Linked DNA regions of Mus musculus: region 2 is linked to region 1. The links are chromatin loops, found by intact Hi-C in ENCODE. Cell type or tissue: heart. All regions are shown on one strand. Links, peaks and the distances in the headings refer to the core of each region. The heading gives the core; the rest is flanking DNA.

Region 1 (6,777 bases), core at 1,016-6,015:
GTTCATTTTTCCTTTCTCTATTGCTGGATTTTCTTGGGCCTGCCAGCAACATGAAGACTTCCAGTATAATTTAAAGCTCAGGCCTTTTGCTGGGGCAGTCCCCCAGATGCAGCTTAAACTTAACTCAAATGTACTAGCCTGAGACTGGCCACAAGCCTAGTTCTTTGCCCCCATCTCTCTCCAGTCTCTGTTCTTTTCCGTGTCCACTTCTGAATCTCTCCCTTCTTGCCTCCCCTGTGTTAGCCCCAGCTATTGGCCATTAGATCTTTAACACAACCAATTTTTTAAGTTGTTTTAGGCAGGCTAGGAAGGGCAAACATTTACAATGTAGAATTCTAGTGATGGGCATAAAAATGACAATACCAAAATCCTGCCAGCACTTAGTTGTCTGCCTGTACAAAATTAACAGTTGAAAACACAGAGACACGCCTCAATACAATTTGAGGAAGGTCAGCCCAACAAATTCACTAAGCTGAGAAGAAAACCACCCTGAGTATGTAGGTGTATTATTTCTTGAATTGTCTTCCCACAATTTACCACCTCTGGTTCAGACCCAAAGGCACTCTAAGGCACAAAATGCCTGCCGTCTCCACTTGCTTTTCTCAGAGAGCAATTGCCTTTGCTGTATTAAATTGTGAGGTGAGGTTCCTTGGACAAATGCATTTCAGATTTTATTTTTACACACACACACACACACACACACACACACACACACACACACACACTCACACACACACACGCTTACACACACACGCTCATTCACACACACACACATGCACACATACTCACACACAACACACACACACTCTCACACACACTGACACACACACACACACGCTCACACACACACACACACACACACACAGTTTGTTAGAAATGAGAAATTACTTCACAGTGTAGCACGGTGCTCCCTGTAGCAGATGTGCTCTGTTTATATAGACTTCTCGAGTCAGCTTCTTAAGCCTATGACATTTCTAGAGCTTCCTGAGCCGCGAGAGCCTCTTTTTTCCCTGTTCCCATTCCAGGTAAGCTCAAAGCACATAACAGCACCCTCTCCACTCTTCTCTTCTGCAACCTTCCCTGTGCCTTAGAGCCATACAGATGTCTGTCTGATTGTTGTCTTCCATTCATGGCTTGAGGCTCAGTATACCACAGCAACATTCAGTATTCTTAGTGCCATGACAAACTGTGACCCACAACTACCTCCCACTGGGGAGGGGTGTTTCCCAGGTCAGGAGAAATTGCAATCCCATGGTTAAAACAGTTCTCTACATAGTGAGAATTTTTGTTTCTTTTAAAACATAGTACTGTTTTGGGAATATGTTTTTTTTTTTTTTTAATCCCAGGTGTGGGGCTGCTTCAGACTGTCCACAGCAGCTGACATGATTTGCCTCATGCTCTGGCAGGGTACATGATTCTTCCAGCTGCAGATAGTTTCTGCAAGTGTATGGCGGTTGGAATTCTGAGGACTCTTAAGAGAGTATATAAATACAAGAGCCCCTGAGAGAGATGTGGCAGCTCACCCCTCTCCTGCTGTTTGCATTGCTGGTTTCTGGTTGGCGATATCCTGACTACAAAGATCAAAATTGCCCCCAAGGAGTTCAAAGGTCCTCATCAGCAGGAAGTAGTCTAATGACATCATCACCCCCTCTCCCTCTATCCTTTCTCTCCTACCTAGTGTTGGGGGTTTGGAGGGGATAAGGGTGGGGAAGGTAAGAGAAAAAAAGAACGCACAAAGAAGCCAAAAGTCAGGTTATAGTACCACTCTTGCGAAAGGCCCTGGTTCAATTCCCAGCACTCATGTTGGGTGATTTCTAACTTGCTGTAACTTCAGCTCCAGGGCATGAAAGCTTTTGGCTTTCATGGACATCTAAACTCATATGAGAGTATACACACTTAAAAAAAAAGTTTTCTCCCACAACCAATGTTAATAGCTGCGGTTTTCTATTCCCATAATCTCAAATGGTTCGAAGGTATGTAGTACCTATTAAACAAAATAACAGCAGTAGTTTCCCTTACTGGGGACTAGGATCTCCCCAGCCACAGGTTTTGCCCTGGAAAATAGAAGTTTTCTCCAGTGAAACAGGCTTTAAATGAAAATGGACAATCCTGGCTGTACCCATACTATGTTCGTAGCTGAACAAGAATATTGGCATCGGCTCTACCCCAGGAGCCTGCACAGCTGCTTTTGAGCACTTTGACAATGAGCTAGCACATGGAGATATCTTCCAGCTCAGGCCAAGCCTGAATTCTCCATGCTCCTGCAACGAAAGAACGTGACATCTCCAGCAACAGGAACTCTCATTTAGTTCTGGAAACAAACAAAAACAACAACAAAACCAGAAACAATTGCTTTTGTAGGGTAAGAGGGCCTCTATGGCCAGTGATACTGATAGAGGCAACACATACCTGAAACTGGGATTTTTTTTTCACTCAACAGACTGTGGCTTCTGAGAGAGCCTCGGTTTAGCAATGAAGGGCTATTTAAACACCTTCACTGCTGAGTTTTTGTTGTTCTTTAGGCTGACTTCCCAGATCAGAAATATAAACTTGAGAGAGTTAAGGTTATGTTTTTCTTTTAAACAAACAAACAAAACAAAACAACGAAACCCTAGAGGTTAGAGGTAGGCAGGATCTCTGAAGGTCCATTGCTGTCCCAACCAAATGGAAATTGATTTTAGGATTCAGCAGCTAGCTGGATTTAAAAAAAAAAAATCAAAAGGCATTCAATCAATTACTTTTATTTTTTAATCCTCCTGCTTTCTGAAGCCATCCTGGGATGCACATCAAGGCCCATGTCACATTGTTTTCTGTGTATTGTATACAGTAAAAATAAACTACAATGTGTTTAGCAAATTGTATCTTATATCTTGGGTATCCTAGGTTTGGGGCTAATATCCACTTATCAGTGAGTACATATTGTGTGAGTTCCTTTATGAATGTGTTACCTCACTCAGGATGATGCCCTCCAGGTCCATCCATTTGGCTAGGAATTTCATAAATTCATTCTTTTTAATAGCTGAGTAGTACTCCATTGTGTAGATGTACCACATTTTCTGTATCCATTCCTCTGTTGAGGGGCATCTGGGTTCTTTCCAGCTTCTGGCTATTATAAATAAGGCTGCTATGAACATAGTGGAGCATGTGTCCTTCTTACCAGTTGGGGCGTGGACACTATGCCCCCCCTTAGAATTGGGAACAAAACACCCATGGAAGGAGTTACAAAGACAAAGTTTGGAGCTGAGATGAAAGGATGGACCATGTAGAGACTGCCATATCCAGGGATCCACCCCATAATCAGCATCCAAACGCTGACACCATTGCATATACTAGCAAGATTTTATCGAAAGGACCCAGATGTAGCTGTCTCTTGTGAGACTATGCCGGGGCCTAGCAAACACAGAAGTGGATGCTCACAGTCAGATAATGGATGGATCACAGGGCTCCCAATGGAGGAGCTAGAGAAAGTACCCAAGGAGCTAAAGGGATCTGCAACCCTATATGTGGAACAACATTATGAACTAACCAGTACCCCGGAGCTCTTGACTCTAGCTGCATATGTATCAAAAGATGGCCTAGTTGGCCATCACTGGAAAGAGAGGCCCATTGGACACGCAAACTTTATATGCCCCAGTACGGGGGAACGCCAGGGCCAAAAAGGGGGAGTGGGTGGGTAGGGGAGTGGGGGTGGGTGGGTATGGGGGACTTTTGGTATAGCATTGGAAATGTAAATGAGCTAAATACCTAATAAAAAATGTAAAAAAAATAAACTACAATGATTAGTGATGTGGGCTAGGGTTCTCCTAGAGTTTTGTTTTGTTTTACTTTTTTTGGTTTTAGTCTCGCTATGTAGTCCTGGCTGTCCACATGTAGTCAGTCAGGCTGGCCTGGTACCTATGGGTACCTCGCTCCTAAACCCTAAATTCCACTTTTGTCCTGTCACATCACTTCACCCTCCTAGCAAACAAGTCTGAGGGACTGACTGAGAGAGCAGGGACAGGCTTGCTGGATTTGCAGTGCAACACGACCCGACTCAGCTTTCAGAACGCGCCTGGCCCCGGTGCCTTCTGGGAGGTGTAGTCAGAAAAGACCTCAGGCATGCCGGGAGTAGTAGTTCTCTGGGGCTTCTCCCGGTGGCGGGGCTGCTCGCGGCGTTTTGGGGGGCTCCTGGTGGAGGTGATCCTGACTGTGCTAGGAGAGAGCGTCTGGGGCCGACATCCTCGAGACTGCTCGTGCTGAGAGTGGTGGGAGCGAGCGCCGGCGTCCGTGAGTGGGGTGAAGAGGGGCGACCGGGGCGTAGCGGGCGGTGGGCTTCCCGGCGAGCCCGGCGCGGCCTGGCGACTGCTCTGCGGCCTCAGGCTCGGGGATCTTTCTGCGGGTTTGGCCCTCCACGAAGCGTGGCTGGGACCAAACTGCGGATCCAGAGGCCTGTGCATCTTCTGTAGCATCTTAGCTATGCAGATCATAAAATCAACAGCCGATACCTAGCAGTCTAATCTAACTTAATGAATTAGCGCATCTAATAGCAAGTTACAGGCCCCTTGGCCCTTCATTGTGCCTATGGTGCAGAAGAAGAAACCAAGGCACATTGTGGCCCGAGAGTTCTCTGAGTCTTGATCGGAGCCTTAGACTGAAAGCAGAATTTCCTTCCCATTTGTGATGCTTGCTGTCTTGTCACTTTGGGCAGGCTGTGAACCTCCTGGCTGTCCACCTCAGCCACGTCGACAGCACAGCCCCACCTCTGCTGCACAGAGGACTGGTTCCAGGAATTCCCAAACAGCCAACACTTAAGTTCTTGCGGTAGACAGACACAGCATTTGCAGAGAGCTTGGACACATTATCCTTTGTACTTTAAATCAGTCCTGCCCAACCTTTTGACATTGCCACGAATCTTGTACAAGGTGCTAAAGGGTCTGTAGGTGGGTGTGGAGGGATCAGTGTAAGAAAGAAGAAGAGTGATTAATATACAGAAGGGATGTAGTTTTGGCAGGTTGGCTTTGTCAGTGTTCCTGTCATTTGGTACCATTATGGGTGGGTTTTAAAACTTAATTTATTTTCATGTGTGTATGTTTGTGTCTGTTTGTGTGTCTGTGCCCATGAGCACACAGTACCTAAGGAAGCCAGAGAGGATGTTGGATCCCCTGTAGTTACAAGTAGCTGTGGATAGCCCAATGTGGGTGCTGATAATCAAACTTCTTTGCGAACAAGGGAAGTGCTTTTAATCACACAGCCACTTCTCCAGACCCCTTTGTGGGTGGCTTTACCCTCCTGGCTCCAAGCCTTCCCTTTGTACCAGAATTCCTTACTACACCTTTTTTTTTTTTTTCTTCCCAGGCATATTTGGTCAGCACTCGGCTCTCCTTTGGCAGAAAAACTAAGAAGGGAAATGGCTGTGGATTTGCTGGCTGCCCGAGGCACAGTAAGTGAAGCTTGTCTTTGCATAAATTGCTTTCTGACTCAGATGTGGATGTGTTTCCATTTTCTGCCCCTGCCAATTTTTTCCCTTGCAAAATTAGCATTTAACAGGGGTATGCAAACTCCAGTTTGAAGCTGACCTGCAAAGAAAAGATACAAAAGCCTCCCTCCTCACACTTATCAAAGGATTCTGCCAGGCCCAGCACAGATGATAGCCACCACCTCATAAGACCTCCCAGGTGCTTTCTTTTTTTATACAGGGAGTCCTTCAGATGGAGTGCCTACCCCATTGTGTTAGCCAAAGACAGAGCTGTGAAGGTCTCCCTACCATTGGATCTCTCCTCTGGCTCAATCCCAGAATTCTCTCTTCTCCCTCATGTCCCATTTCCTAATTTCCTGCCTAAACCAAAGGCTTATTTATTATTTATTTTTTAAATTATTTCTATTTTTTATTTTATGTTATTTATTATATTATATTTTATTTATTATTATTATTATTTATTATCAACAGGTACCACATCCATACAGACATAAAACATAATTTAAAATATCTTCTGTGGCCTTCAGTTGCCAGGGAAATTTGGCCCTTTCTTTTGGGTTCTTAACTTCATTAATAAAAGAACCTAGACATGTACTCAGAAGCTTGAAGAAAATGTTATTAGAGGCTGAGAAAAATAACAGTTCAGGCAAGCAGTAAGTCTTGGCAGCTGCCAGGAGGAGTGAGATAGGAACAAGAAAGGCAGGTTCAGCAACGGAGATCAGCAGGCTCCTGATGGGCAAACTGTACATGTTAGGCCTGGTTCTTCCTCCCAGACCCATGCTCTCAGAAGTAAGACTGAGACTCAAAATATAGTTACACATACCTTGGCCATGTAGCTAGGCTCTGCTCTGAATAGATCATAACTAAAATAACCCAATTATTTTAACCTACGTTCTGCCACCTGGCTGGTTACCTGTGCTCAGGTACCATGTGTCTGTCTCCTCACATCTTTCCAAGTGGATCTCTCACCTGGCACTGTCCCAGAACTCTCTCCTCCCAGATGTTACACTTCCTATGTCCTGCCTAAGCCATAAGCCGTCAGATTTATTATTGACAGGTACTACATCCCACAGCAGACAGTTGTGTGGTGGGGGAAGTAGCTTTTGAGAATGGGTGAGAAACCCCAGAATGCCAAGGAAACCATGTTTAGGATTTTGGCCAAAAAGAAAAAAAGATAAATAAAAAGAAAAGTTACAGTTTTTGGAATAACTGAAAGTTGGGCAAGCTCCAAGGTGGCACTGCCCAAAGGCTTCTGGGAAGGCCGAGCACATTATTTCATTAAGGGATAATCACTCCTCCTTGTCTTTAGCCTGTCTTCAAGT
Region 2 (6,777 bases), core at 1,253-6,252, 59 kb before region 1:
CTGAAAAGCCTAGATTCATCCTACAGTGGCTCTTTCTTGAGATCATCCAAGGTAACACTGAACACCAACAGCCCTGGAAGTTGACTCCTTTGGATATAGGTGAGGTAGGGCACTTGCCTATATTTACACTAGTTGGCATGAGTTCATCTCTGCCCACCATATTTGACTAGAACAATAACTTAACTACAAACATTTCTATTCACAGTACATAGGATGGAGAACACCTGGTCCCTCCTGAGAAGTAGCCCCCACTTCAGGGTGCCCAAGGGAGTGAGCCAACTGATAGCTGAGCAACAGGATCAATGAAAAATGGCAACCCCCACCCCCAAAAGACCAGTACATCTAGGAAATTCTGGGGGGTTAGTTATTTGAGAGCAGCCAAAGTAACAGGAAATGAAGCTAAAGGAAGGTGTTTCACCCTAATGCAAAGATCTTATTGATAGGCTCTGCAACACAGCGATAGGAACTAAGTAGTAACCAGTCTTGAAGAAGTCAGATTGGTCCTATATAAACTTTAATTTGCATATCCAGAGCTCATAGGGATAACAGACAGGAAAATAGTTTTGGTGTCTCCCAACCCCTTTCTTCCTTAGCCTGGATCCTAATGACAGAAAGTGCATGAGGAAAATGGGTGTGGCCTGGTGAATGCTAGGAACAGTAAGGAAAGCTCCTAAGGGCATCCTAGCTCGAGCCATTTGAGGAGAAAGGTGTCACTACAGTGTGTTTTCAGTTGCTTTAATCTTTAAGACAGTCTCATCCAGGCTGCTGTTAAACTCAATCTGTTGCCTGTCTCTACTTCCTGAGTTGCAGTTGTAGTAGGTATCGAAATCACATATTCATGCAAGCACTCTACCAATTGAGCTACATGCCAGTGCTGTTTAGAGGCTGTGCATGTCTCTCTGTGTGATATACACAGCAGGTGCCTGTGAGTGCACCCACACCCACACACATACATACGGAAGGCTACCCATATGATATTAATTCCCTAATGACTTCACTTAGCCCCAGCAGGAATGAATCAGATAAACAGAAGTTTCACTACTTTCATCAAAGATTTTGGAAGACTTGTCTCCTCCTAGCTAGTCTAGGCACACAGTGTGGATGCTTCATATTCCTTCATTAGCAGGGGTGAGATTTCTGGTCCCACCTGTTTACTGGGGTCTCGCTCAAGGTGCTCCATAATTAGAGACTGTTTCCTCCTTTCTTAATGGTGTAAAACTTGGTGCTCTTGGTTGTTTTAGATAATAAAGTGCTTAGGGAAATACCTAACACAGTTAGTGCTAAATGCTATTTAATTGTCGATACATCTGAAAACTGATGTCTAAATTTACTAGCATGCCATCCAGAACCCACAGCTCCTAGGAGGATCACTAGGCTCTCAAAGCAAATGTCATAGAAAATAACCCATTGGATTAACTGTAACCCATAAGCTTCCCAACAATGCCATGGAGATTTGTTATTAATTATGAAGGATTTAGTCCTTGGGGGAATTGTTCCCAACTAGCTCTTATAACTTAAACTAACCCGTTTATATTAATCTAATCTCTGCCACATAGCTGGTTGCCTCGCCTCAGTTTTACATGTCTGTCTTCCTCCTTGTCTGGATGGAGAACTTTCCATCTCTCGAGTCTGACTGAAGAATCTCTCCTCTGTGTCTCATTGAGGAATCTCACTCCTCAGACTCCCTCCCAGAGTTCCTAACTCTGCCTGGAAGTCCCACCTATCATATCCTGCTTTGCCATAGGCTGTTCACCTCTTGATTAAACCAATCAGAAGGTGTTAGAGGCTTTTACAAAGCAACTAAGACAGGTGTGGCTTAACAATTCCAATGTCTGGGCTGTACTCATATCTCTGCTGGTACAGAAATCACCATTTGAATAATACAAAGACAATCTTACACCATGCACAAAACCGATCATCCCAGCCTTACAAGAGGTGTATACTGGAGGGAGGGTATGCCACACACTGACTGTTGCAGAAAACTCCAAGTCTACTGTCCTTTCTCTCCCTCAACTACACCATAGTCTGGGTTTTTAATTTATTTTGCTGTTGTTTTGGATGAGTTTTGATTGTTAGGAAGCAAGCCAACAAATGCTAAGTCACTGTCCTACGACCATCCCTAGTTTTCACCCTGAATCTGTCCTGCCCAGAACTGACCATAGTCTGCACAGATAAGTTCATCTGTCCACTTGGAACTTCCATTGCTTTCCTTTCACACACAAAATAAATCCACATTTTTACCATGGGGTCAGAACCTCAGAGTCACACACAATGTCATCTTGAGCCCTTTTTTCTTTCCTTGTTCCTGGTGAACATGCTGGTCTTGCTAAGCATCAAATATCCTAAGCCAAATTCTTTGTGGGGAGCTCTTCCTGGGACAGTAAAATCTCCCAAACACCCTGCCCCTTCTCACTCTGAAACCCCTAACTCAGCATTCCTGTCCTTTCATTCACTCCTAATGAATATTTTCTGTTTGATGGACCACCTTCCCTAGTCACACAAAAACTGCAGTGCAGGAGTCACTCTGTTTCAACACTCTCTGCTCTATGCCTTAACCTATATGTGTGTGCCCTAAGTGAGAGAATGACATCTTTAAAGCCCAGGACAGAGCCACTGACATTGTATCCTAAAGGGTGGCCAGCAATCCCAGAAGTGTCAATCTCAAATCATATTTTTTTAATTGAATTTGTTTCACTTTTCTCCCAATAAGAAAGTTCCTCCATGAATACTTACTACATATCCAAAGGCAACTAGACATCTTCAGGGAAAGATTCTGGTACATTACTCGATACTCACAGGCCCCAGCAAAATACAGTCACCAGAAGTAAATCCAAGCTTCTCTATATACTATCCCGTGCTCCCAGAGACACTTGTTTACTCTGCAGAGACTTCCAGGGCCATCGTCCTTCCCCCCCCCCGCACCCCCCTCCGGTAATCCTGCTACCCAAACCCTCACTGCACTCAAGGTCTATCATGCCTCTCCAGTCCAGCTCCAACAGAGGCTGTAGCATTTTTGAGAGCTTGGTACTGACTGTCTTTCAAGACCTTTCTCTGTCGTTAGGCGCTATTACGACGTTCCTGGATGTTCTCTGGCTTTGCTTGCAGATCCTAGAGTCTAGTAACCTTGATAACAGCATCCTGGACCTTTTTTCACTGCTGGTCTCCACAAGACTAGACCACTTGTCTGCCCAGCGATAGGCTAGTGCACCGCAGAGCCTTCTGGGAATTGTAGTTTCGGCCACAAAGTGACTAGGCGCAGGCGCGCTTTATCGCTTTTTGCTCCTGGTCTCCCTCTGAGAAAAGGAGTCCAAAAATCTAAGCGCTGCAGCAGAGAGATTTGTGGGAATTAGGCTTCCCGGCTCCTGGACAAACGCGCAGGCGCGGCTCCGCGTCAAGCAGCAGGCTCCAGCTCATTGTGTCCTGACTACTCTGTCGAGGCTATGCTCTGCAGTGGACAAGCTTCTAAGGGAAGCCCCACGGTGATCTGCAGTGTCCAGAGACTGAAGGTCAGGTCTGGGAGTTGAGAACAGAGGGTACGTAGACTAAGGGTGGGTTGTGGTCCGTTTTGAAAGGCGTGGATCCCACGTCCTTAACTTTGAAGCGCATGTACTGAGATTTGATTCCACACATGGAAGGGACCAGCAGAACTGTTTTGTAGTCGAGCTAAGGGATCCGAACCTGATTGCACGTTGAGAAGGGTTGGTCAGGACCTCTAGCTCATCTTGCTGCAAACTCACAAATACAGTTGCATACAGCTGCTGGTTATATTCCCGGCGTGGCTCCAAGTTCTCTCTGAGGAACTTGAGAAAGGGACACCTTCACTGCAGCCCCTGCACTTGACGAAACTGTGGAGGGTGACTTATGTGAATGATTTCTTCTCCCGGAAACCCGCTCCCTACACTGTCCCATCCGAAACACGAAACAGCCCCCCCCCCACACACACACACACAGAGAGAGAGAGAGAGAGAGAGAGAGAGAGAGAGAGAGAGAGAGAGAGAGAGATCTGGCCGGTTTAACTCCCCTTCCCTTTCAGGAAAAAGTCACCTCTTTGCCTCCTCCTTCCCTCTAGTTGGGATAGAGCTGTCCCAGGAGGAAAGGCTGTCTTAAGACGCCAAAGCATAGCTGCAGGGGAAGGGACAGAGAATGGGTAGAGTTTGAGGACTGGGCCGGGCAAGCTTTCTGCAGGGGAAAGCCAAAGCCACACAAACGGGAAGGCATGCAGGATCTGACTAAAGGAAAGATGCGAAGGAGAGCTGGCATGGGGAGAAGTCACTTTACAGATTGGGTGAGGACAGCTACCTTCAGAGGGAGTATGCACTGGGAGCAAAAGAACAAAGTGAGCCAGGATGTGAATGGTGAGGCGCATCCCTGTGACCTTTGACCCGGCCCTCTCATTACAGGAGTGCAGATGCTTCTAGCCAGAGAACCCCAGCAATTGTAAAGCTCCTCCCCTGCCTCCTTCCTACTCAATGCTCCTCAGCTCACCAGAGAAAAGGAATGGCTGTCAGCCAGCTCCCGGCCCTGGTCCAGGTGAGTCATCACTGTCCAGTGTTGTCCCCCTGTATCCCCAGTTGTGTCCTTGACTTCATTCATTGCTCTAACCAGAAGCTTCCTTTCCAGCCACCCCCAAAGACCCCAGCTGCTCCCTCCCACCACACATCTCCTCCTAGTGAGCTTTAGAGCTTTCTGTAAGGCATGAAAGTGGCACATCTGGGCAGGATTCTAGGTTAGTATAAAATGAAAACCTTTCTACTTCTGTTAGCCAGTAAGATGGTGGTCCAAAATGGTAAAGGCAGGAACTGACATAGGATCTAAAGAAGAAATTTGAACTGTTTCCCGTGAACATGGGGTGTCCTAGACGCCACGTAGTTATTGATGTCTTTTAAAGATAACGTGTAACTTTTGTTTAAGAAGAATATATAGGATTAGTACAAAAATAATTGAAGAACTCTACTTCTATAGGCTAGGGGGATAGTTTTGTGGTAGAATACTTGGTTGGCATGTATAGGGCTCTAAGTTCAGTCTCCAGCACCACACACACACTCTCACAAAGCTGGCACATATACACACACAAAGCTGGGTATGGTGGCTTACACCTGAATTCATAATACTTGGCAGACTGCAGCAAGATTGAAAGTTGAGGCTAACCTGGGCTACATGGAGAGCCTGTCTACAAAGGGCTCAGATCTAAAAGGCATTCTGAGTGGTACCAGTCTCTTTAGGTAAAACCTGTTCTAATTCCTTTTCTTTTAAGTCTTTAACTATCTGGGACAGGGATTTATGGGAGGTCAGAAGCTGGAAGAACCACCAACCAGTTCTAGCTTGCTGACAGCTCATTCTCTTCTTGAGTTTGGTAATCAAAGAGCTTTATTTAGAGGCTGAAAGTTCAAGATTGGGCAGCTCCAGGTTGCAAGGGCTCGAGGCTGCATCATATGTAGCCGATGGCACCACATGACAGGACCGAGAAAGGTGTGGGGAGTTTTGCATGGTGAGAAGAAATGAGAGAGGTCCAAGGTGCTAAATTCACTTTATAACAATGTGCTGCTCTTAATAGCCACTGCAATCCAGAGGGACCTGCCCCATTCCTCCCAATCCTACAAGATGTGCATTAAACCCTTCAGGGAATGGAGCTCCAGGAGACTACTCATGCCACATATAAGCCCCACCTCTTCAAGGTGTCCCACTTCCCAACACATTCACACAGGTACATGGACCTTGGAGGGATAAGCTATATCAGGCATGGCAGTCAAACACTATTGTGTTGTTCACAAGCTACTGTAATTTGGCTGCCATCAGGCAGAAGCGCTTAGGGATAGACAATGTATCAGCTTCATTAGCTGTGTCAGAAACCAGAGATGAGCAATGGTTCTTAGTAAATCTACTCATGGCTTCACTCCAGCCAGTGTTTCTTGGCTCCTTGCTGTGCACGAAGGCTTTGGGTACATGTAACAAACTTAACGAAGCTATCTTAAGCTAAAGCAGGCATTTATCAGAAACACAATACAGAGATACAACAGACTTTGGCTATGGAAATGGAGTCTAGAATATGCTTAGAGTCCCTCCACTTAGATCCTTTGCTTTCTTTTCTGGACTTCCATTTGGACCTTCTTCAGTGCACACTACCTCCCTGGCTTCTTAGCTCAGAAGACCACACTGTGCAAGGTGCTGTTTTCCATGCTATATTCCAGGTTTCTTAGAGAGAATCTGTCCTTGGTCAGAATTTCCAAGGAAGGGATGAGTTGTAATCAAAGAAGACATAGATGGCGTCACAATACAGAAGAATTATTTCCATAGTGTGTGTGCCTCTGTGTGTGTGTGTGTGTGTGTGTGTGTGTGTGTGTGTACACTCACACGTGTGTTTGGGTGAGTAGATGAGAAGGAAAGCTTACTGAAAACAGTGAGCATGTGCCATAGAAGGACTCTGCCCATTCTGAGAAGTGCTTCATGGAGCTGTTTGGTGTTCATGTGAACACACAGAGGGCATTTCTGAAAACCAGATAGTTTGGGTGAGCCGTTCAGCCTGGCCTCCTAATTAATCCAGGGATGCAGAAACACAAAACAGGTGAGGGTGCTGCTGGTGAAACGTGACATACTATTCCACAGGAAAGAGTGTATGGAGGTGTATGCTAAGATAATGATTTAAAAAGAGGACATTAGGTGTATCAGTGTGGTTTGCTGTCATTATCAAGTGTTAGCCCTGTACAGTACTGTGTGCTGTATGCTTTTACACTTCTGCCAGTGCCCTTTGTTTATCTACACCACCATGAGTAAGAACAT

Evidence for each region. Hi-C counts contacts between places; a loop is a spot of excess contacts. Peaks named below come from ENCODE experiments on the same cell type or tissue, not always from the same donor. Only the 100,000 strongest peaks of a DNase experiment are listed, where the experiment ranks them.
Region 2: a loop joins it to region 1, with 2.8 times the contacts of the local background. A loop is called at or near these places in 2 of 42 quality-filtered maps.

What each region holds. Positions count from the first base shown.
Region 1 is chr11:50,825,068-50,831,844 of GRCm38, reverse strand. Zfp354c (zinc finger protein 354C) reads left to right here and starts at 4,114. Exons shown (of 5, transcript NM_013922.4): 1 at 4,114-4,266; 2 at 5,335-5,419. The coding sequence starts at 5,387. It also overlaps a transcript of Zfp879 not described here. In heart, for the core only: no CTCF peak of the experiment used is centred there; a DNase peak (open chromatin) is centred at 4,074; H3K4me3 peaks cover 1,744 bases; H3K27ac peaks cover 1,259 bases.
Region 2 is chr11:50,884,122-50,890,898 of GRCm38, reverse strand. It overlaps Zfp454 (zinc finger protein 454), which reads left to right and starts at 3,398. Exons shown (of 6, transcript NM_172794.3): 1 at 3,398-3,533; 2 at 4,401-4,530. The coding sequence starts at 4,498. In heart, for the core only: no CTCF peak of the experiment used is centred there; a DNase peak (open chromatin) is centred at 3,288; H3K4me3 peaks cover 1,623 bases; H3K27ac peaks cover 1,297 bases.